Linked DNA regions of Homo sapiens: regions 1 and 2 are each linked to region 3. The links are chromatin loops, found by intact Hi-C in ENCODE. Cell type or tissue: B cell. All regions are shown on one strand. Region 1 overlaps KLHDC2 (kelch domain containing 2). Region 2 has its middle 120 kb from the start of RPS29. Region 3 overlaps NEMF (nuclear export mediator factor).

Region 1 (8,000 bases), 48 kb after region 3:
GAACAGGAAGAGCAAGATCTGGATCAACAGGGAAATGAGGTATGATTTTATGTTGGGGTTCCTACTACAACACTGTGATTACAATTCAGTTCCCAGAATGTTTGAAACACAACTTATTAAAACTTAGAAACCTAAGACAAGACTGCAGGCTACGAAGTCAAACTTTCGGGGTCTTAATCCCAACTCTGCTATATGTAACTGTACAAACTTGGAAACATTCTTTGTGCCTCAGTTTCCTCATCTGAAGAATGGGGATAATGTCCCTACCCAGGAGAGGGTTGTTTTGATAACTAATGTATGTAAAGGGCATTTAGAAAAGTTTATGGCACATAGCAAACACTCAAATATTAATTATACTTCAGCACCAAGCATTCTGTCCTAAATCTAAGTTTATTCATATTGTAAAATAAATGGGGGCAATCTCACAGGCAGCACAGCAAATAAGAACTCTGGGATTTCTCCTTAATAATGGGTAAGAGAGAAGGCTGTTCTAGCCCAGGGTTTCTCAACTTTGGCACTATTAACATTAGGGGTTGGTTAATTCTTTGTTGTGGGGTCTGTCCCATTCATTATAAAATGTTTAGCGACATCCTCGGCCTTTACCCACTAGATCCCAGTAGCAGCCCCTACCTATTCCTTCTCACCCCTCATCGTGTCAACGAAAACTATCTCTAGACATTGCCCATTGTCTTCTGAGGGCAGAATCTCCCCAGGACGAGAAATAGTGGTATAGCCAAGGTATTAGTCCCATTTCCATGTGATAGGACTTAAATCTATTTGTGGTTATTATTGCATCATTTTAATCCACAGCAGGTTTCTGCAACTCAGGTAATATCCAATAGTTTTTTTCCTTTTTTTTTTTTTTTTGAGACAGGGTCTCTGTCACCCAGGCTGGTGTCACCCAGTGCAGTGACAGGATCATGGCTCTCCACAACGTCTACCTCCTGGGCTCAGGTGATCCTCCCCCCCTCAGTCTTCCGAGTAGCTGGGACTACAGGCACCCACTATACCCAGCTAACTTTTATATTTTTTGTAGAGATGGTGTTTCTCCATGTTGCTTAGGCTGGTCTTGAACTCCTGGGCTCAAGCGATCCACCCGCCTCAGCCTGAGCCTTCCAGAGTCCTAGGATTATAGGCGTGAACCACTGCTCCTGGGCCTTCTTTCTCTTAAATGTAACTGTAGGTAGGATTTTGAAAATTATTGTTCTCATTACTTATTATGCTAGGCAAAAATTAAGTAGTAAAGAATATATTTAAACATTGGTCTTCAACTCTTTGGAACTATGAAGCAGAGTTTAAGTACCACTGTTCCAGCTTAGATGGTATGTATATCAGGAAAAGATAAAAAATATGTTGAGATACTAATTCAAGTGTTTTAGCATTTTTTGTAAAGGGCGGTATAAATTGCCTTTGTAACTGTTATTTTCCCTTTTTAGGAAAACCTATTTGATTCTTTGACAGGCCAGCCACATCCTGAAGATGTACTACTGTTTGCCATTCCAATATGTGCCCCTTACACCACCATGACAAACTACAAGTAAGTTACCATTAGTTGACAGAATGGCTTTTGTGAATTGTTTTGTAACGTCTATTTAGTAACACATGTAATTCCTTTTTAAAGATATAAAGTGAAACTTACTCCTGGAGTGCAGAAAAAGGGAAAAGGTATTTAAATTTGTTTTTTTGAATTATGATTTTAAACAGTTCAGTGACTTAACAGTAGATTATTCTTACTCTTTTTTGTATTTACAGCTGCAAAAACAGCCTTGAATAGTTTCATGCATTCCAAAGAAGCAACAGCAAGAGAAAAAGACTTATTCCGCAGCGTAAAGGTAAAGTTCTCCTTCAGAAAAGGAATGTGGAGACTGACAGTACAATTTAAAATGTTAGCAGTTTTTTGTTATTTTAGTAGAAAATGCTGTCTTATTAGAAGCAGTAAAACCATCTCAGCTAAAAGTTTGGAAATGTTTTTCGTTTTTGTCATAAAAGAAACATGATTGACCATACAGGATGTGAAGATATTCAGCAATTTTCTTTTTTTAGGACACAGATTTATCAAGAAACATTCCTGGCAAAGTGAAAGTGTCTGCACCCAATCTTCTGAACGTAAAAAGGAAATAGCTGAAATGAAATTCTAAAATATTTGAGAAGAGCCAATTTTATAGCCTTTTGGAAGTTCAAAGATGAAAGCACCATGTATCAGGATTTCCGCATTATAAAAATGAACTAAACATTGCCTTGCTATATTCACCAAAAGGACTTACTTCTTGTTTTTTCCCAGTTTTATATAGAGGAAACACTGTCTATGATAGGATTTCCAAAAGTATTTGTGGACAGTTAAATGCTAATTAATATACATCTGTAGTTATTCTACATTTTCTTGAAATTTGGGAGGTTAATACCAAGTATTCATTTCATGATGTAAAGAAACTGAACAGTGAAGTGGCTTGATTGCTTAAACTATTGACTTGGTAAGTCTACTGTATATAACATCTAATATATATATTACAGGCCAAATGAACTAAACATTGCCTTGCTATATTCACCAAAAGGACTTAATTCTTGTTTTTTTCCCAGTTTTATATAGAGGAAACACTATGATAGGATTTCCTAAAGTATTTGTGGACAGTTAAATGCTAATTATATACATCTGTAGTTATTCTACATTTTCTTGAAATTTGGGAGGTTAATACCAAGTATTCATTTCATGATGTAAAGAAACTGAACAGTGAAGTGGCTTGATTGCTTAAACTATTGACTTGGTAAGTCTACTGTATATAACATCTAATATATATATATTATAGGCCAGCTACAAGGGGTTTAAATATTTAGGATTGTGTCTTGAAAACTAAGTATTGGAGTGGATTTTCTTCTGCTTTCATTGATACTTGTCAGAAAAAAATATTAGACCAAAATGTAAAATATAAGTAATAATTCTCATGACTCAGCTTAATCATTTCTATTCATTTGTAGACCTTCAGGTTTGATCTTAATTTTTTCCTTGTAATCTGATTCAGTTCTGTACCATTTTAATTTCCACCTTTAGTAATTAATTACCAATATAGCACGTTAGAGTATCTTAACCTATAATACCAGAAGCGCATTTTAGGCTTACCACTAAAGACTCTAACCCACTTTTCCTCTGTCTCTTAACAGAATGGAAAATGATGTCATCATTATTTCCATTCCTTCATGAGCTATAAAACCTATTAATTAAAAAAAAACTTTTTAATTGACTGGACAGCACCTGCCTGTATTCAGCATGACCACTTGCTCCAGCCCCTACACTGAAGCATTAAGGTCAAAGTACTGAACAGTTGTTGGTCCCTCCACACTTTGTTTTTCCAGCTTCGTCATAATGTGAATATTAATGTTTAAAAAAAAAAACCTTTATTATATTGTATTTACAACACTAGGTTACATAACTATAGACTACTCTTGCCATTAAAAAAAAAAAAATCTATAATGTTTTCAAAAAATGACTTCAGCATTTTGATGATGGTAAGACTATAATGTTTCTACAGATACATATCCTGAAGTTACTGAAAAGAAAATGTAGCAACCATTCTTCAGGGTAAAAAGCCCAACCATTACTTTACTTTAATAGAGGACAGCTACTGGTGTTAAATACATTTATTGTAAACTTTAGACACAAAAATAGGTTCTCTAGGCCATTCACATGCACATTAAAACCAACAGGTGCAAACTACAACAATGCATATAATTATACAAATGATGCCACTCTGTGATGTTTACAGGATTGCTGTCCATGCAAGGTGATCATAGGCATTATTTATGAAGCCTTAAGATCCAGAAGTGTTGTTACTACCAAACCTCTGATTAACACTGTGAAGTAAGTGTTTTGGAAGGCAGTTCCATGAGTTGGCTAACATTTCTTTAAAGCAAATGACTGCTTCTAAGCTTAGCCTGAAAGTGGACAAGGAAAGAGAAAAGTAATTTCACTTTACTGTTTGGAAGTACATTCACTTGAAAAACTACATAAAACATCCCTCTTTCTTTCTTCAAAGATTTTCATAGGAACTGGTTATAGCAATGAAGTTTTATTGCCCTTAAATAATCCATAAACCTAGTTTTTCGAGAGTGCTAAGTCTTAGGAAACACAATTTTAAATAATCTAAGTGCCAAGTACAAAGTTACTTACCGTACAAGAGATTTTGGTTGAACTGAAAATATTAGTATTTCATTACTGTGTGCCTGAAAAATAAATAGGAAGAACACATTTAAAAGCAAATGCTTTGCAAGTAAGTTTCAGTAATAATGTGAAGGTAGTATACTTACAGCTCTGTGATGGACAAGCAAGTTGTTGGCACATCCACCAAAAACAATTACTTCTCCTTCATCGCTGGCACAAGCTGTGTGCCATAACCTGCATTTAAAACAAAAACGAGTTTGAAGCCACCCAGAACACCAGTTGGCCATTTTATACTACAGAATAGAGCTATGAAATAAAGACTAGCGATCTTAAGGTAGTTCAGACCAAAACATCATGGCGAGAAGTAAAATCTTAAGGGAAAGTAGCAAAAGCAGATCAATCAATATCTATTTTATCTGGATATTATTTTCTCTCTCTGGTCGTTCTCATTTATGCAATGAGGAGTTTGAACTGAACGATCTGTTCTCTAGGTCTTTGTTAGCAATAAAAATCGTATGGGAGCTGAGTAGTATATGCCTTCTTCTTCCATAGGTAGGGCCAACTGGCCTTACACAGAACGTCTGAGGGATGGTGAAAGCCCTGCTTGAGTAAACTATAAAGTCTCAGAAAGCCTGGTAGTTTTATGGAGAGATCATTTGTGCAAATGAAGTCTTACTTGCATGACTATACTTGGTTTAGATACTTGGGGAAAAAATGCAGGCTTTGAACATGAATTTTGACTGTATCATTTCCTTTAGCATTTTGTTCTGAGATTAACAAGAGAAAATTATCAGTGTTTAATAAGCTTTTTTTGGATGATTTGATTTCTTCATCTTTGTTATACAGTGCTACTGCAAGTCTAATTGACAGTTCTTGTTTTTTCCCCATGTATTTTTTTTTTTTTTAAGAGACAGAGTCTTGCTCTATCACCCAGGCTGGAGTGCAGTGGTGCAATCTCAGCTCACTACATCCTCTGCCTCCTGAATAGCTGGGACTACAGGCATATGCTACCACACCTAGCTAATTTTTCTATTATTTGTAGAGATGGGGTTTTGCCAAGTTGCCCAAGCTGGTCTTGAATGCCTGGGTTAAAGCACTCTGCCTGCCTCAGCCTCCAGAAGTGCTGGGATTACAGCTGTAATCCTGTAATCCCACTGTACCTCGCCTCCCATGTGATTAAGGTTTAAACATTTTACCCATTCCAGCACCTCTACCCCCTTTTTTTTTTTTTTTTGAGACAGAGTTTCACTCTTGTTGCCCAAGCTGGAGTGCAAAGGCACGATCTCAGCTCACTGCAACCTCTGCCTTCCTGGTTCAGGCAATTGTCCTGCCTCAGCCTCTCAAGTAGCTGGGATTATACAGGCATACGCCACCACGCCCAGCTAATTTTGCATTTTTACTAGAGACGGGGTTTCACCATGTTGGCCAGGCTGGAACTCCTGACCTCAGGTGATCCACCTGCCTCAGCCTCCTAAAGTGCTGGGATTACCGGCATGAGCCACCACGCCTGGCCGACCCTCATTTTTAATAAACTTAGATGCAGTTCAACTCATTGAAGTGAAAAGCTTGATTGTATATTTTAACTATGTGTCAATTTTATAACAGAAGGAAGAAGCAAAAATAAAAATCCAGCCCTACTCTTCATGCACAGATGACGGAAAGGAGATCATTCGATACTAGGATAACATTGGTTTTCTTTTCTTTGAGAAGTATTTCAAACCTTAGTGAATGCTGAGATTTTTATAAATAAGAATGCTGGATATAATGCAGCCAAAACCTCAATTCTTATGTCTTATGCATATTCAGTATATGAATTGCTTTTAAATACCTTGGTTTTTCGGTATATGGATGATTAAATTGTATCCATTCATTTTTACTGATGCAGTAAGTCCAGGCATCACCTGATTCAAGCAAAGAAATGAAGTATGTTAGTCTGTCAATATGACATTGACATTTAAAGGGCACAGCTTTGGCAAGAAAGGTAATAGATCATGAGCAGATACAGAGAGTATATTTTCTTTTTTTTCCCCCCCCTGCAATTAGCCAAGTAAGCCCTTTGCATGTTGTAGCCCTTCAGCAGGGCTCTTAAGTGCTCCAGGTTCTTTATTGAACAGAAGTATGCCATATAGTACAATTACAGCTATGTTACAGGATCAAAATTAATTTCAAACCTTCCAACCAACCCTATAAGCCGTCTCATCAGTCTCTAATAGACTCATTTTCAGCTATTAGATATGGATGATATATGATGATTTCATTATCATATTTTTCAAGGACTTACTTAGTGGCTGTTTATCAGTGGTAAATCCTCCAAAGAGAAAAAGATGATCTGAAGAAACTGGTGTTAGTGAGTGCCAAGATCGACCAACTGGGCATATGCCTTGTGGAATTCTGAAAATAATAGCTAAGTTACAATATCTGCATTTAGAAGCAGCTACTGTATTTTTAAGTTTTCTTTTAAAATTTATATGTACATGTTATGAAAAAAGAGACCTTAAGTTTAAAAAGGCTTCTTGGTATAAACTACATGCTTTATACTGAAATATTTTCTTTGACGTTAGAATCAACTTCAGACCTTTTCCTTTCAACAAACACTGAGCACATGCTATGTACTAGGCACATAGTTACAGGAACTGGAAACACAAAAATAAAATTCATTCCTTAAGGACCTAGTAATTATGTTTATTTAATTTCATAGTTAAAGAAAAGTTAAGCAAGGACATTATATACCAATAGTAGGGAATATAGGGTAAAAACAATCTGAATTTTGGAAAAATGTATCTAAAGTGATACCTACAATTCATTCCACTCCCATGTATCCAGATTAAGATAGTGAAGATCATTCATTCTAGCATCCTAAAAAAGGATAATTAAGTTATCATTTTGAAGAATTCAAAAGCAAGTCATTGAAGTCGTTTGAATACTTACTCGATATCTGCCTCCAAACACGAAGCCTCTATTTCCGACAGTTGCACAGGCATGGGCAGCACGAGGTGAAGGTGCTTTACCCTATTAGAGGCACATAAGCAAGTTAGTGAACTTTTTATAAACAGGGAAAATACCTATGTCTACTCTGGATATGGGATAAGAATATGTAAGGCACTTGAGCTTTTAAAAGTTGGGAGTGTAGACTTCTAGACAACAGTTGTACTACAAGCTGACTACCAAAACTGGGCATTTTAATTTTCTATTTTTGAAATGTGTTACTGAATGGGCTGGCTAACACAATAGGCTGCTTTATTTTTTCTCTTTTAAAATAAAGGCTGGCATATTATATAATATCTGCGTCAAAGGGAAAAGAAATATAATTATCTGTGTCAGAGGGAAAAGAAATCTAATATTTAAGTAATACAAATTGCAGTATAGTGCAGAGTTATTTAATTACAGTTTGAGTATCTGTAATCGGAAAATCCAAAATATGAGATGCTCCAAATCTGAAAATTTGAGTGCCAACATGATGCTGAAAGGAAATGCTCATTGGAGCATTTCGGATCTTTGGATTAGAGATAGTTGACTGTTAAGTATATAATGCAAATATTCCAAAATCTGAAACACTTCTACCACGTAAAGTGTATTAGATAGGTTGGGCACGGTGGCTCATGCCTGTAATCCCAACACTTTGGGAGGCCGAGGTGGGCAAATCACAAGATCAGGAGTTCAAGACCAGCCTGGCCAATGTGATGAAACCCGTCTCTACTAAAAATACAAAAAAATTAGCTGGGCGTGGTTGCGGGCATCTGTAATCCCAGATACTCAGGAGGCTGAGGCAGGAGAATCGCTTGAACCTGGGAGGTGGAGATTGCAGTAAGCAGAGATCCCGCCACTGCACTCCAGCCCAGGCAACAGT
Region 2 (8,000 bases), 370 kb after region 3:
CCTCAGCCTCCCTAATAGTTGTGACTACTGGTCTGCGCCACCATGCCTGGCTAATTTTTGTATTTTTGGTAGAGATGAGGTCTCACTATATTACCCAGGCTGGTCTCGAACTCCTGGGCTCAAGCAATGCACCCACCTCGGCCTTCCAAAGTGTTGGGAATACAGGCATGAGTCACTGTGCTTGGCTCAACCTTGCATTTTCATTTAAACCCATACGTGTTTATGTATGATGTGTGTATGAGTGTGTGTGTAATTAGGTTTGTCAAATTATTTTCTTGGCTTAAAGTCTCTTGGAGGCATAATGCTTTAAAAAAGTCAAAACAATTAATTAAAAAGTAGAATTGTTTTGACTAATATCATTAGAGAAGGAATGTTAAGATAAGGTATTATTTTATAAGGTATATAAGGTAAGGCATTTTGAAGACGAGTGTATATATGCCTGAAACATGGCTCTGGGTCTTTTATGTGATCAAAGTTGATACAACATCTCAAAAGATTATATTGGGTTTTAGAGATTTATTTTTCTTTTTTATATAGAACTCACTTATTTTTCAGAGGGACAGAAGTCCTGAGGTAAAGCAATTACTCCTTTTATAAGGTATTATTCCATCTTACATGGGACAATCTATAATTTAGTCATAAGATGTGGATGCCAGCTCCATGGGGAAGGAACTTCGGGGACATCGCAGTTTCAAAATTGGGCACTACGCCAAAGGCCCAGAACCTGCAGAGGAAGATTTTAGCAAACGTCTCTGGCCAAGGAAACACCTTAACTGTCCACAGAGACATTTGGGCCACAGTTTTCAGGGTGTTCTTACCCTCTAAGCTCAGTGGAATGAGCAGAAAATGTGCTTTCTGACAATGTGGCTGTTCTCTGGGAGTTTATCAAGGGACAGTGCTGCCTGAACCAGCACACTCTGTAGTCCCATTTCCTGCCATTTCCTGCAGGGGTCCCCAGTCTTTAGCCAGGTTGAAGAATTTGCAATTCCCTAAACAATACCATTGGGTACTCTCATGTTCCTTTCTTCTTTGCCCAGCTGGTGGAATCCCACTTATCATTCAGTGTATGCTTGGGCAGGCTCCTCTGGGGAACTTCTCGCCTGGGGGCTTCTCTGCCCCAAGGAGAGTGAGATGTTCACCTGCCACTGCTAACATCCTCACACATCACTCTTCTCATTTGGATTGTGATTTTAGGATATTGTCTGTTCTGCTGCTAGACTGGGTACTCTAGGAATGGAGGGACTGGACAGATTCATTTTTGTGTCTCCAGGCTGGTCCAAGATGAGTAAATAAATGTTCAAACAACTAGTGAATGTTCCGCTTACTTAGGTTTGTGCTCTCTCTAGATTATTTTGCCTTTAGCCTCTCCAAACCAACCAGATAGGCTTCATGTGGTAGTGGTTTGAGTGCGTGTACTATAAAGCATCTGCTACTTACTAGCCATGTGACTGTTTTAAGCCTCAGTTTCCTCATCTGCGCAATGGGGATAATAATGGTACTTACCTCATAGAGTTGTTACGAGGATGACATGAGTTAGTTTTTGTAATCCTGAAGGTGTATTTTAAATAAATAAAATAATTTTGGGGAGTGTGAATCAACACAATAGACAGAAAGGTGATAACTATGGGTCCAGTCCACAGATTGTATAGACAATGATATTGCCAAAGGATACCATGCAAATTTATGTCCTATATAATGATGGCTAGTGGTAAGTCCAGAATAGCTCATTGTAGGAGTGAACAGTTCTTTATTATCAATAGAAAAACACCACAAACCTTCAGCTCAGGAAAATAAAACTTAAGTTTAGTGCCCTCTTCACTTATTTTTTAACCTTAAACTTTGTAGTTCTCATTTGATCATATCACTACCCTGTTTGAAACTTGATCTTCCTTTTGTCCCAAACCCCTCAGTGTGGTTTCCAAGGCCCTCTGTGACACCCCTGCCCTCTACACCTGCATCTTGACACCATTCCCTTTATCTTTACTGTTCCAGTATGAAGTTTCAGATGTGAACTCTTCTCCATTCCCAAACTTGCAGGGCTCTCTCCGGACTTTCTTCAGTGCTTTCTTTTCTTTCTGTCTGCATAAACATCCCTCCTCAGTGCTCTGCTTTGCAATTCAATTTAAGCACCACCTCTTCTGGCAAGTAGTTTAGGGGTCCTTTGCCACCTGCTCCCCTAGCATACTGGGCTCCCCTTATCAAGCCATTGACCACACTTTAGGGTGTTTTACTGCTTAATTGTCAGCCTTCCCCACTGGATTATAAACTCCAAAGGGCAGGAACCAAGTCCGTTGTGCTTACTCCTGTATCCCTAGTATCTTGAACAAGGCCCAGCATTCTGTTGGCACTCAATAAATACTTATTGAATGAGTGTTTAATTTTAGAAATCAGAAACTTTGAATTCTAGCCCAACCTAGATTTCAACGGGCTGGGTGTCTTTCCCCAAGTCCTCCAGCTTGTTGCAACGAGATTGTCCATTAAGACTGAGAGAATCTGGCTTGAACTTCCACATCCCATTTACAGTGGGTGATCTACTCTTTGGAGATTATTGAAGAATGTTTCCATTACTTCCCAGCATCTCTGCTGATCTTTTACTTCCTGTTCCTGCTGGCCCTTTTCTATGCTGCAGCTCTTTGCTGGACACCATCCCAATTCCTTTATTACCCAAAGTGTCCCATCTCAAGGCTCTGTGTGTCATGGAGTGGTTACTTAGCAGTGCAGCACAATAAGCAGCTTAAAATAAACTATGACAAGTGGAGTGAGGTGGGGGAGAAGTGGGGATGGTTAATGGGTACAAAAAGTAGTTAGAAAGAATGAATAACAACTAGTATTTGATACCGCAACAGAGTGACTATAGTCAATAATAATTTAATTATACATTTTAAAATAACTAAAAGAGTAGAATTGGGTTGTTTGTAACACAAAGGATAAATGCTTGAGGCGATGGATGCCCCATTTATCCTGATGTGATTATTACACACTATATGCCTGTATCAAAGATCCCATATGCCCCATAAATATATACACACCTGCTATGTGCCCACACAAATTAAAAATTAAAAAAACCTATGACACATCCCTTTTTTCAATGGTCCTGTGTCTATTCTTACCGATAAGATTTTTCTTGTTCATCTTTTGAATTTGGGTGACAGGTTCCTGTGATGATTCTGGAACTCCCTTTGTCTTTTCTGCTCCTAAATCCTGAAATTCCCAGTAATTTGTTGTGCAGACCCACCTTAGCTGTTTTATTATCTGGCTATTTACTCATCCAGGCTCTGTCCCTATGATTTTTGTCATAATCAAACATGTTTGTAATCACAAAGGCAGCATAGAGTCGTGTTAAGAGGATATGCACTCGAGCCATACGACATGGTTCTACATGGAGTCTCCACCCTCCCTGGCTGCGTGGCTTTTCCATGTTACTTAACTTCTACCTGCCTCAAGTTCCTCATTTGTAAGATGGCCATTGTAGTGATGCAAAAATGGTAATTGTACTGAGTATCAAGTGGGTTAATATAGGTAAAATACTTAGGAAATTGCCTGGCACACAGTAGGCACCCACTGAATATTAACCATTCTTATTATTAAGGTGTACTTAAGATGAAGACAGCTTTCTCCTTGAGAGAAATTCTTCAAAAATCGATTTAAGTAATAGTTCATTTTTTCCCATTACACTAATTCCAAGTCACCTATTGGCTTTCTAAGATGTGTCTCTAACTATTGTCAGCATAAAGGACCTGGCTAAGAAGCCATCTCAGGAGCAGACTGGACTTAGTGCTTGGTTCCACCTGGTTTCCCTATATGATCTTGGGAAATTTATACCTTTTTTAAAAAATAAAATTTATTGTGTATATTTAAGAGGTTATAACATGATATTATAGGATATAGATAAATAGTAAAAAGATTACTTAGTGAAACAAGTTAATATGTACATCATTACACATAGTTACCCATTTTTAAATTCTTGTGGCAAGAGAAGCTGAAATCTACTCATTTAGCAGAAACCCATATATAGTACAGTTAACTTCTTTAAGATGGTTTCTTCGTCTTTACAGTAGGGACAACACTGCCCCCTAGAGTTTGTGTGTGTGTGAGTATTAAATGAGCTAATGGATGTAAAGCGTTAGTATGGTGTCTGGCATGTAATAAGCACATCATAACTATAAGGGTTTGTTACTATTATATTAGTTTTGCTTTTGCATTTTTTAAATAATCAAGAGCTACAGAATGTGCTTCTGGAAGGCTGAAGGATTAAGTAGCACCTCACTTCATTGCATGTTGTGTGAGATATCTTGTTGATTTAGAAGAGGTTTGAAGTTCAATGAAGCCCTTATAGTAGTGGCAAGGAAAGAGGCATGACATACTTTTTGTGAAAAGATGGTGAAATGGTCCCACCTGGTATTTCCAATATGGGTGGAATTAGAAACTATTTAACAGAAAGCTTCTCTTTTCTCAAGGGGCCACAGCTTCTGCCTAGAGCTTTCTACTCCTTTTGGCTAGTAGTACAGGGATGGATGTAGCTTACTATCCAGCAGGGAGACTGACTGAGTGATACCCTAATGGAGCCACTGGCAAAGGATAAACCAAGATAGAAACAAAGCCGCCTTCCAAATAATGCTCAGTGCCTTTCTTGATAGTTTCCATAATAATTCATTCCCATTAGAAGTACTTTAGACTGTGTTAAAGCTATTTACATTGTAATTTCAGAGCAGACTGTAAACTTAAAAGAACACACACAGTTTCTTAACAGTTCAAAAAAAATGAAAAGAAATATAAGATTTGACATTCAAAATCCAAATTCCAAAACCAGTGAGATGATGAAAAACTGTTCTGCATTTCACTTGAACACAAGGCAACATATTTCAGAAAAAAATGCACACTTTAAATAATGATTCCTGTGCTGATTGTATAAACATATATATCAAAGAGGGTAGAGAATCAAAGATACAAAGGAAGAAAGGACCCTTTAAGAATTGGCTGATGTCGAATTTAGTTTGAATTTTCAGCTAAGATGTGTAAAAAAAGTTTGAACAGTTATTTCTTGTTCAGGTGGCAGTTAAGTTATATGACAAAACATTAGAAGAACAGTGTATCTACTGCAAAAAGCAAGTGCCTAATATGTTATTCAGTGGCACCGATTCTTCTGTATCTGGGCCAAGGGAAAAAAAAGTCTGGGTTAGTTAAATGAAGTCTCTTGCCAAGAGTTTTAAGACACAAATTTTACTAGGTAATAAAATTTATATAGCTATACCATATGGGCACTTTGCAGGCAATCTGTAGTTCAGGCTTACGGCAGAATTTTTTTTTTCTTTTAACAAACATTCTCACAATCAGATTTTTTAATAGTTTTAATTGGAATAGCTTTGGCTTCTAGCAATTTCTTCCTCTGTCAGTAACTACCTCAAGCAGCTTTGGACTACAGGGGGAAGAAGTACAAGGAATAAATAGAACCACATCCTTTATTCTGCTGCCAGATGGTCTCTCTAGCCTGCCCTAAGCTAGAGGAAAGGTCTTCCTTCTCCCCACTCAATCCCCTAGCATCAAGGGGCCCCCTGGTCAACTCAGGACTATTTTTGGGTACAGAACCAAAATTTTCCTGCATTTTCTGTGGTATTGGATGTAGTGCTGAACTTTGGCTTAGCAGGAGATAGTGACCAAAGCTTCAAACCTCAAAACTATGATTTATAAATGGAAAATGATGGAAAGGATCTTAGTGATTATCAGTTCCATGATCTCAATATACAAATAAGAAACCTAAAGCCCAGAAAGTTGAAGTGACTTACTCAAGTTACCTGATGGGTTAGGGTGGGTTGAGAACCAGTGTCTTCTCTGCCTTCAGCTTCCTGCCATTATGGAGGCACCGTGTCCTGTTGTTGGGCTTGTATCTCCTTGAGCTCATCCTGTGATGAAGAGTGGCTACATTGCTTGACACATGGTGGGCTTTATGCAGTCAGTATCCAGTATGCAGTCTCCAGATGTAGGCCCAGGTTCTGGGTAGGTGTGGCCTGAATGTTGTCAGTTACCCACTTCTATAAATATCCCAGTCACATCTACCCACTGATAGCCTCATGGTCCTGGTGGCCCTCCTCACATGTACTAATCCGTGGAATTCTGTAACAGACCTTAGCACCTCCTCATGTCAATAACAGCTTAAGGATTCCCTGGGACATGTAGGATGAAGCTTTATCAATTAAGTTTATTGACTTTTTACCTCTCTTGTTAATCTCTCAAACATAGAGCATGAGCAAGCCACATGTTTGCAACCCCCTTTTAAGTTTTCTGTTTTATTTATTGATTTATTTTTTATTTATTTTTTTCAGGCTAATCGATATTTGGTTCAAAGAGTAGAGATGACTCTAGGTCTTCCTAACAATCACACATGACTCTTCTGCTTACATTCAACTTTCTTTGGTCCTCCACAAAGAGTCCCACTAGAAGCATCCTATTTTGTCTTCCCTCATCCTGCTGGAGATCCTTCATCCTACCTTTGTGATGATACTGAGGTTTTTCTTTTAACTCTATTACTCCTTTCTTTCTCCACATAAATCATGTTTTACATAAACTCCACTTTAACTCTCAGAGAAAAATCAGAAGACTTGTGAAATGCATTTATTTGCATAACAATTCTATAAAATTGACCATTACTATCTCCATTTTATTGATGAGGAAACTGAGAAGTAAGAGATTAATAGCTACTAAGTGGCAGATGTGGGGTTTAGGACCTAGGCTTTTAAGTAGTACAGTATACCAGTCTGTATTAGTCTGTTTTCACACTGCTATGAAGAACTACCTGAGACTGGGTAATTTATAAAGAAAAGAGGTTTATTTGACTCACAGGTCCACATGGCTGGGGAGGCCTCAGGAAACACAATTATGGTGAAGGGGAAGCAAGCACTTTCTTCACAAGGTGGCAGGAGAGGCGGTGGGTGGGAAGTGCCACACTTTAAAAACCATCAGATCTTGTGAGAACTCATTATCATGAGAACAGCATGGGGGAACCCGCCAGCCCCACGATCCAATCACCTCCCACCAGGTCCCTCCCTTGACATGTGGGTATTACAATTCTAGATGAGATTTGAGTGGGGACACGGAGCCAAACCATACCACAGTCCCACCTACCTTAGACTGGTTTCAGCATTTTGAGTCTTGATTTTGAAGTTAAGCACAAAAGTCTGCCATTTCCCATGACTCTTAGTACCACAGCCAAGCCAGGAACACCAAGGAAGCTGGAATTACTCCTGAATTTAAATTCTCATATCTTTAAAATCTCGTATATATTTTTCATCTTTCCTTTGCATTCTCATTTTTTTTCTTTTGTTCCTTAGCTCATGTCCCTTTCTCTATCTTCAAACCAGATGTTTGCAAATCATGTTGCAAATATCTTTGGTACTGAACTATACTAGGACTATTATTATTATTTTGGTTCCTCTGATTCCATGGTCTGTTGGATACATATGGTCTTCACATAGAGAGGGGGGGATGGAGAGGGAGCCCAGCAAAAGTCAGAAGACCTTAATATTCCATTTCACTTATGGCTACCTCTGCTTACGATGGGAAGCATCCCATATTCAAGTTTCAATGACAATGTGGGAAAAAATGGTTGTCTTAGTCTGTTTCGTGATGCTATAACAGAATACCTGAGACTGAGTAATTTATAAAGAACAAAAATTTATTCTTTCACAGTTCTGGAGGCTGGGAAATCCAGATCATGGTGCCAGCATCTGGTGTTGGTGTTGGCCTTCTTACTGCATCTTCCCATAGTGGAAGGCAGAAGGGCAAGGGAGGGGCGAACACTGTGCCCTCATATCACAGAAGAGCAGAAGTGAGTGGATCTACTCCTACAAGCCCTTTTAATAATGGCAATAATCCTTTCATGAGGGCAGAACCTTCATGACATAAACACCTTCCAAAAGACCCCACCTCTTACCACTGTTGCACTGAGGAGTAAGTTTCTAATACAGACATTTTGGAGGGGACACATGCAAACCATAACAATGGTT
Region 3 (8,000 bases):
CCCGACCTCAGGTGATCTGCCTGCCTTGGCCTCCCAAAGTGCCGGGATTATAGGCATGAGCCACCGCACCCAGTCTAAGAACTAGAATTGTCATTTCTAAGTAACACTTCAAAATAAGTAAACTTATTGTTTTCACCAGCCACTGTTATTGAGTAGATCATTGATATTGGGAAATAAATTTGTGCTATATTTTGAATGTTAAATTTTAGGCTAGGTCATGGTGGCCCACACCTGTAATCTGAGCACTTTTGGAGGTTGAGGTGAGTGGATCACCTGAGGTTAGGAGTTCGAGACCAGCCTGGACAACATGGTGAAACCTTGTCCCTACTAAAAATACAAAAATTAGCTGGGCATGGTGGTGGGTGCTTGTGATCCCAGCTACTCAGGAGGCTGAGGCAGGAGGTGGGAGGCAGAGGTTGCAGTGAGCCAAGATTGCACCATTGCACTCCGGCCTGGGCGACGGGTAAAACTCCATCTCAAAAAACAAAAACAAAAAAGAATTTATAGGAAAATACTAAAAGTAATATCCTCTGCATTTATAGCCTATGGACCAGCTCTCATTGAACACTGTCTTTTAGAAAATGGATTCTCGGGTAATGTCAAAGTGGATGAAAAACTTGAAACTAAAGGTATGTCTGCATGGTACATTTTTCATTTATTTCATTTTTTTTAAACTATGAAAATTTTTTCTGGGAAAGTAATAAGGGAGCAGGTGGTTCTAGAATGAAAAACATTTGACCAGGCACACTGGCTCATGCCTGCAATCCCAGCACTTTGGGAGGCTAAGGTGGGAGGATCACTTAAGCCTGGGTGTTTGAGGCTGCAGTGGGTGGTGACTGCACAGCTGCACTCCAGCCTGAGCAACAGAGTGAGACCCCCATCTCAAAAAACCCCACAAAAACAAGTATCACCACTCTCAAAAAAAAAAATTGAATGAGATTTTAGTGAATGTTTTAGTTTCTGCAATATACTAAATCAGTGCACTCATAAAATGACAACAGGTGCTGGTGGTGGTGTTTTGTTTTTGTTTGTTTTTATAAAATGACTCTGATGTTTATATGGAGCAAAAGCATGTGAAAATGTTCAGGATAACTCTGGAAAATACTAGTAATGATTTATTACTGTCTGTGTAACCCTTCACAGATTAAAATATGAAGCTATAGTAATTAAAACTGTAAGTTTTTGGAGAAGGAATAGCATAAAGATTCCAAAAATAATTTGAAATAATATGGGAATTTAGTTTATGAACAAAGTTCCTTTCAGGTCATGGAGGGAAAGGTGGATGATTCAATAAAAGCTACTTGGACAACAGGCTGTTCAAAATGAAACCATATATCCACATATACTGGTTATAAACATGAAATCACTATCTCTAATTTTCTTGAACGCAACATTATTTTGTAAGCACTTTCCTGTTTTTCTACATAGTTGTTTAGCCACGGTTAATTGACACTTGATTGGCACTCCTTTTTTCCTTTTTTTCCCCCACCATTAGATATTGAAAAAGTACTTGTTTCTCTGCAGAAAGCAGAAGACTATATGAAAACAACATCCAACTTCAGTGGGAAGGTAGCACCATGTATACTTACTATATATTGTTGTGATTTATTTGGGTTTTCAGAAATTAAACGTTCATTAAAGGATCATTATATATACATTTTATTTTAATTTGGAAAATTGTTATCTGTAATATGCTTATTCCAGGATAGTTTTTTTGTTTTGTTTTTTGAGACAGTCTTGCTCTGTTACCCAGGCTGGAGTGCAGTGGCATGATCTTGGCTCATTGCAACCTCTGCTTCCCTGGTTGAAGTGATTCTCCTGTCTCAGCCTCCCGAGTAGCTGGGACTACAGGCACGTGCCACCATGCCTGGACAGTTTTTATATTTTCAGTAGAGATGAGGTTTCACCGTGTTGGCCAGGCTGGTCTCGAACTCCTGACCTCAAGTGATCCGCCTGCCTTGGCCTCCCAAAGTGCTGGGATTATAGACATGGGCCACTGCACCCGGCCCAGGATAGTGTTTTAAAAGTTTTTGTTGGTTTATAAGTTTTTTTCTGTTCCCTATCTTTTATAGAAAGTACAATGTCAGGTTAGTATCGGCTCTTCAGAAAAGTTGAGGAATTTACAGTTATTTCTTTAGTTTCAGATAGAGAAGCACATTTTCATTTGTCAGCCCTTTTCAAAAATGTTGTGATTTACAGCTCCCAACCATTAAATATTTTTTGAATTACCTAGTAGCTTATGAGTGTTTTTCTTCCCTTTTCAAAGCATAACTATTTATAGAAAATTAAAATTAATATCAGTCATAGAAAGTAAACCTTTGGATTAGGTGCAAATTAATATCAGTCACAGAAACTAAATTTTTAGGTGCAGTGGCTCACACCTGTGATCTCAGCACTTTTGGAGGCCAAGGTGGGCGGATCACTTGAGACCAAGAGTTCGACACCACCCTGGCCATCATGGCAAAACCCCTGTCTCTACTAAAAATACAAAAATTAGCCAGGTATGGTGGCACACACCTGTAATCCCAGCTACTTGGGAGGCTGAGGCATGAGAATTGCTTGAACCCGGGAGGCAGAGGTTGCAGTGAGCCGAGAATATACCACTGCACTCCAGCCTGGGTGATGGAGCGAGCGCGACTGTATCAAAAAAAAAAAAAAGAAGTAAATCTTTGTTAATTATGAATAGGAATGATTTTAATGTTGCATTTTTGTAGGGATATATCATTCAGAAAAGAGAAATAAAACCAAGCTTGGAAGCAGATAAACCAGTTGAAGACATACTGACGTAAGCATATAGGCATGGGTCAATTTGCTTTGGATGTTTGTTAATGTTCTCGAATGTGATATAATAAATATGTTTTACAGGTATGAGGAATTTCATCCTTTCTTGTTTTCTCAACATTCACAATGTCCATATATAGAATTTGAATCATTTGACAAGGTGGGTTTTCCGTTCTGTTCCTTTACCAGTTAGTTAGCATGATATGAGCTGTTGATATCAACTTGCTTCTATTGAGAAACTGAAACTATACTTGCTTTACATTCACTGTGAATCTGGGCATTAAAGATCAGTGTCGTCACAGATACAGCTGTTGGAAATAATTGTTGCCACTTTATTTCAGGATGAAGGACCAGAGGTTTGAACTTCATTTGATTCTTGATACTGTTTAGCCATATAATACATTTACCGGAAATCTGTTCAAGTTCTTTGAGTGGTGTTATGAAACACAATGGAATCTAAAATTCTGTGTATGCAGCTGGGCTTGCTGGCTCATGCCTATAATCTCAGCATTTTGGGAGGCCAAGGCAGGCAGATCAGTTGAGGTCAGGAGTTCAAGACCAGTCTGGCCAACACAGTGAAACCCTGTCTCTGAAAAACTACAAAAATTAGCGGTGTGTGGTGGGGTGCACCTGTAGTCCCAGCTGTTTGAGAGGCTGAGGCAGGAGAATCACTTGAACCTCGGAGGTGGAAGTTGCAGTGAGCCTAGATCGCGCCACTGCAGTCCCGCCTGGGCAACAGAGTGAGACTCTGTCTCAAAAAAAAAGAAAAAAAAAATAAAATTCTGTGTATGCAAGTTGAAGTAGAGACTGTGCTTTTTTTTCCAACTAGTTGTTTGTTTTTTTAATAAGGCGGTGGATGAATTTTATTCCAAGATAGAAGGCCAGAAAATTGACTTAAAAGCTTTACAACAGGTATGTATTATTAAAAACACATATTAAACCAGCTAGTCTTTAGCGGCTTGATGGGTAGATGATATAGGAAAGGGTAGCCTTTCAGAAAGAGTGTAAGAAGTAGTATGGGAACTCTCTGACCTGCCTCTTTATTTATGATAAAGGTTTATGAAGAAGGTCCATGGGGGATTTTATTGTTGAAAAGTATGTCCTCATTTGTTTCATGAGTATTTCAGATATTCTGTAAAAAAAGGAAAATACGGTGGGAACGTGAGGCCTGTTATTTACACCTTAATGTGGTTTGCTCAGAACAACCCAAAGCTTCTCAAACATTGCTGTTAAGGAGATACTGTTTTAGGGAGATTTTAAATAGGCCAGAGGAGGGGATATTGTTTATCATTAAACTGTTTCTTTTTTAAATGGACTTTAAAGCCAAGTCTTAATATGTTTTCTGTGTATCATGACTCCAAAAGAAGTGATATACAGTATTTTCCCAGCACATTTGACCATGTTTTTAGAGCATTTGCTGCAGAACAGTTTCATAAATTGTTAATAGTCACTCTTGATTTGAAGGGGATTTGATTTTTTCAAAAACAGTCTTAAAATATGTGTGCAAAAATTTCAAATTATTTGAGGCTGGGCGCGGTGGCGCACGCCTGTAAATCCCAGCACTTTGGGAGGCCGAGGCGGGCAGATCACTTGAGGTCAGGAGTTCAAGAACAGCCTGGCCAGCATGGTGAAAACCTGTCTCTGCTGGAAATACAAAAATTAATGGGGTGTGGTATGGGTGTCCAGCTACTCAGGAGCCTGAGGCACAAAAATTGTTTGACCCTGGGAGGCGGAGGTTGCAATGAGCTGAGACTGTGCCACTGCACTCCAGCCTGGGTGACAGAGTGAGACTCTGCCTTAAAGAAAAAAAAATCAAATTGTTTGAATCCCTGTACCACTTCCTCTTCAGTTTTTAAAAATTAGTTAATCATAGCACAATTTCAAAGCAGGTAGGCCAGTCAGATGAATTATATACATCATGTAATTACCACATGGTGGCAGCACTTTGGCTAGTAAACTGAACCCCATGGTTTCATGGGTGTCAAAATACTAGTGATTTATTTTGGTAATTATTTTGTGGGTTTTAATAGTCATCATTCTTATCTAAATTTTAAAAAATATTTCATCTAGCATTTAAATACTCATTAATTGATGATATTACTAGTGTTAGAAATTTTGTCCCCCAATTGATAACCTTGAAATGTAAAGTATATATGATAAAATGCCAAATAACTACCATGAGCCTTTGTCTTATTAATTTAGGGGAAAAAGTTTCTGTAAAATACTGGAAATAGTTGTGAGAAAATCAAAAGTAGCAAAAAATACAAAGTCATTTGGTAATTTATGCTCTTTGGGAATTCATTCCCTGCCAGGTGCAGTGGCTCAGGCCTGTAATCCCAGCACTCTGGGAGGCCAAGGTGGGAGGATTGAGCTCAGACATTGGAGAGCAGCCTGGGCAACATAGCGGGACCCGGTCTCTATTATTTAAAAAAAAATAAAGAATTCGTTCTCCCAAACTTTACTTTTGTGCCATAGGAAAAAATGTCTTGATTTCTGCCTGTTTGAATAATGCCAAGGGTATTAGGGGTATATCTTATATACACAGTAACCTGTAATCAAAATACCTTTCTATATAAGGAGTGGGAGTTAGGAAGACAGGAGAAGTAATTTTGGGGCATGGAACGCATTGTAGTGGGATAGGCCTAGGGTGGTAGACTATGGGAACTTCAGCTAGCTAGATAACAGCATAGATGGGGTCAGGATAGTGAGTGTTGGGAAGTAAGAGAGGGATGTCATGAGGTAGGAGAAATCTAATTTTTAAAAAATCTGTTTTGCCAATAAAAGGAAAAGCAAGCATTGAAGAAATTAGATAATGTTCGAAAGGATCACGAAAACAGATTGGAAGCTCTTCAGCAGGCTCAGGTATTATGTTTGGCTTTCTCAGTGCTTTTTCAAAAATGTTAACTTTAACTGGCAATGTAGTAAATGTGTGTGGTTTGTTTTTTAAGGAAATAGACAAACTGAAAGGAGAGCTCATAGAAATGAACCTACAAATAGTTGACAGAGCCATTCAGGTAGTTCGAAGTGCTTTAGCTAACCAGATAGATTGGACAGAAATTGGGTTAATTGTGAAAGAAGCCCAGGCTCAAGGAGACCCTGTTGCAAGTGCAATCAAAGAATTAAAACTACAAACAAACCATGTTACAATGCTGCTAAGGTAAGTTTGACTCTTAGTCAAGCAGTTAATGCTTGTCTTTATTTTGTTATTTTAATTGTTCACTGTATTAAACATTTTTTCTTCATATTTTGAAATTCTCAAAGAAAGGGAAAAAACTAATTTAGATTAAAATAAATAATGAAACTTCCAGTACTGTAAACCATTTATAATTTTATTGAAGAAGAAAATTGAAAATAAAAGTGATGTCATTGACGTTAGTGAAATGCTATTGAATATTTTTAATAGAAATCCATACTTGTTATCAGAGGAGGAAGATGATGATGTTGATGGTGACGTCAATGTTGAGAAAAATGAAACTGAACCACCAAAAGGAAAAAAGAAAAAACAAAAGAATAAACAGCTGCAGAAGCCTCAGAAAAATAAGCCCTTACTTGTAGATGTTGATCTCAGCTTGTCAGCATATGCCAATGCCAAAAAGTAAGTCATTTAACTTTACATTTTAGGCCAAGTGTTATCTGCAATAAATTAAGGAATTAAGGACATTTTAAAAAATTTTAAATTTCACTTGTACATGCATACTTTTTTTGGGTGAAAATACTTTTTTAAATTTAGTTTTGTTAATTATACAGTTTGTTCTGATTTGTTCTGTATAATTTGAGAATTTGTCAAGTTAGAACTAAGTAGAAAACTGAAGAATAAATATTATACTTAAAATTTAAGAGAAATATGTTTTTCTAGGTATTATGATCACAAGAGATATGCTGCTAAGAAAACACAAAAGACTGTTGAAGCTGCTGAGAAGGTACTGAGTATTTCTTAGAGTGAATGTTAGTTGTTTGTGCCTGCGTAATTTAATGGACATAATTATTTCTTCTGTTTAAATGAGGTTTTCTAATTCAGAAGTATCTTTCAAACTTAACTTTGCTTTAAATATATGTATTTCCAGTATTTTTTCCCCCCAGGACTGCTCCTCCCCTATTCTTCCTCATCTCAGTAAATAACACCTTCATTTTTCTGTTCACTCAGGTTAAAAATGTTTGTGATATCCTGGACTCTTTTCCCATAAATCATGCAATCCATCAGTAAATCCTTTGGTTCTTTCTTTAAAGTACAGCCAGAATCTGGCTACTACTCATTATTTCCACTGATCAGTCCCCTATCACCTCTGTGTTCACATGGACTATGACAAGTAGCCTCTTATTGGATCTCTCTCCTCCTCCTCTTTTCCCACTACAGTCTGTTCTCCACATAGCAGCCATTGTGACCCTTTTTTTTTTTTGCGATGGAGTTTCACTCTTATTGCTCAGGCTGGAGTGCAATGGCTTGATCTCAGCTCACTGCAACTTCTGCCTCCCAGGTTCAAGCGATTCTCCCACCTCAGCCTCCTAAGTAGCTGGGATTACAGGCGCCCGCCACCACACCCAGCTAATTTTTGTAGTTTTAGTAGAGACAGGGTTTCACCATGTTGGTCAGCTTGGTCTCAAACTGCTGACCTCAGGTGATCCGCCCGCTTCAGGCCTTGACCTTCGGCCTCCCAAAGTGCTGGGATTACAGGTGTGAGCCACCATGCCTAGCCCCGTTGTGATCCTTTTGAATCAAAAGTGAAGACTGGGTGTGGTGGTTGACGCCTGTAATTCCAGCACTTTGGAAGGCCGAGGCCGGTGGATCGCTTGAAGCCAGGAGTTTGAGACCAGCCTGGCCAACATGGTGAAACCCCATATCTACTGAAAATACAAAAATTAGCCTGAGGTGATGGCGGGTACCTGTAATCCCAGCTACTTGGGCGGCTGAGGTGGGAGAATCTAATGAACCCGGGAGGTGGAGGTTGCAGTGAGCTGAGATCATGCCATTGCACTCTAGCCTGGGAGACAGAGCGAGACTCCGTCTCAAAAAATATATTAAAATAAATAAATCAAAAGTGAAGTCCTTTTTCTCTTCCAGTTGCTTCCCATCTTAATACAATTCAGAGCCCTTCTCCTATCCTGCAAGAAGGACGGGAGATCTCCTCCCCTCTGACCTCAACACCTGCATTCCTCCTCTCATACACTCTTTCTGGCTACACTGGGATCTTAGCTGTTCATAAAATAATGACACGTGCTCC

Evidence for each region. A loop is a pair of places that touch in the nucleus more often than their neighbours do. Peaks named below come from ENCODE experiments on the same cell type or tissue, not always from the same donor. Only the 100,000 strongest peaks of a DNase experiment are listed, where the experiment ranks them.
Region 1: it touches region 3 in a loop (3-fold over the local background); 54 of 110 quality-filtered maps call a loop at or near these places.
Region 2: it touches region 3 in a loop (20-fold over the local background); 9 of 110 quality-filtered maps call a loop at or near these places.

The regions. Positions count from the first base shown.
Region 1 is chr14:49,778,757-49,786,756 of GRCh38, reverse strand. It overlaps KLHDC2 (kelch domain containing 2), which reads right to left. Exons shown (of 13, transcript NM_014315.3): 7 at 7,082-7,162; 8 at 6,951-7,009; 9 at 6,435-6,544; 10 at 5,982-6,054; 11 at 4,300-4,387; 12 at 4,163-4,215; 13 at 372-3,927. The coding sequence ends at 3,804. NEMF (nuclear export mediator factor) reads left to right here. Exons shown (of 33, transcript NM_004713.6): 29 at 7-39; 30 at 1,437-1,537; 31 at 1,622-1,665; 32 at 1,753-1,832; 33 at 2,044-4,674. The coding sequence ends at 2,121. Among named protein-coding and RNA genes, the nearest start is that of KLHDC2, 15 kb to the right of the region's middle. In B cell, no CTCF peak of the experiment used is centred here; no DNase peak of the experiment used is centred here.
Region 2 is chr14:49,458,059-49,466,058 of GRCh38, reverse strand. No RefSeq gene overlaps it. Among named protein-coding and RNA genes, the nearest start is that of RPS29, 120 kb to the left of the region's middle. In B cell, CTCF peaks have their summits at 3,877 and 4,077 (motif pointing left); a DNase peak (open chromatin) is centred at 4,068.
Region 3 is chr14:49,826,992-49,834,991 of GRCh38, reverse strand. NEMF (nuclear export mediator factor) reads left to right here. Exons shown (of 33, transcript NM_004713.6): 7 at 543-629; 8 at 1,496-1,569; 9 at 2,715-2,785; 10 at 2,866-2,941; 11 at 3,631-3,693; 12 at 5,566-5,643; 13 at 5,730-5,938; 14 at 6,185-6,376; 15 at 6,638-6,701. Among named protein-coding and RNA genes, the nearest start is that of NEMF, 22 kb to the left of the region's middle. In B cell, CTCF peaks have their summits at 4,553 and 4,758 (motif pointing right); a DNase peak (open chromatin) is centred at 4,711; H3K27ac peaks cover 342 bases.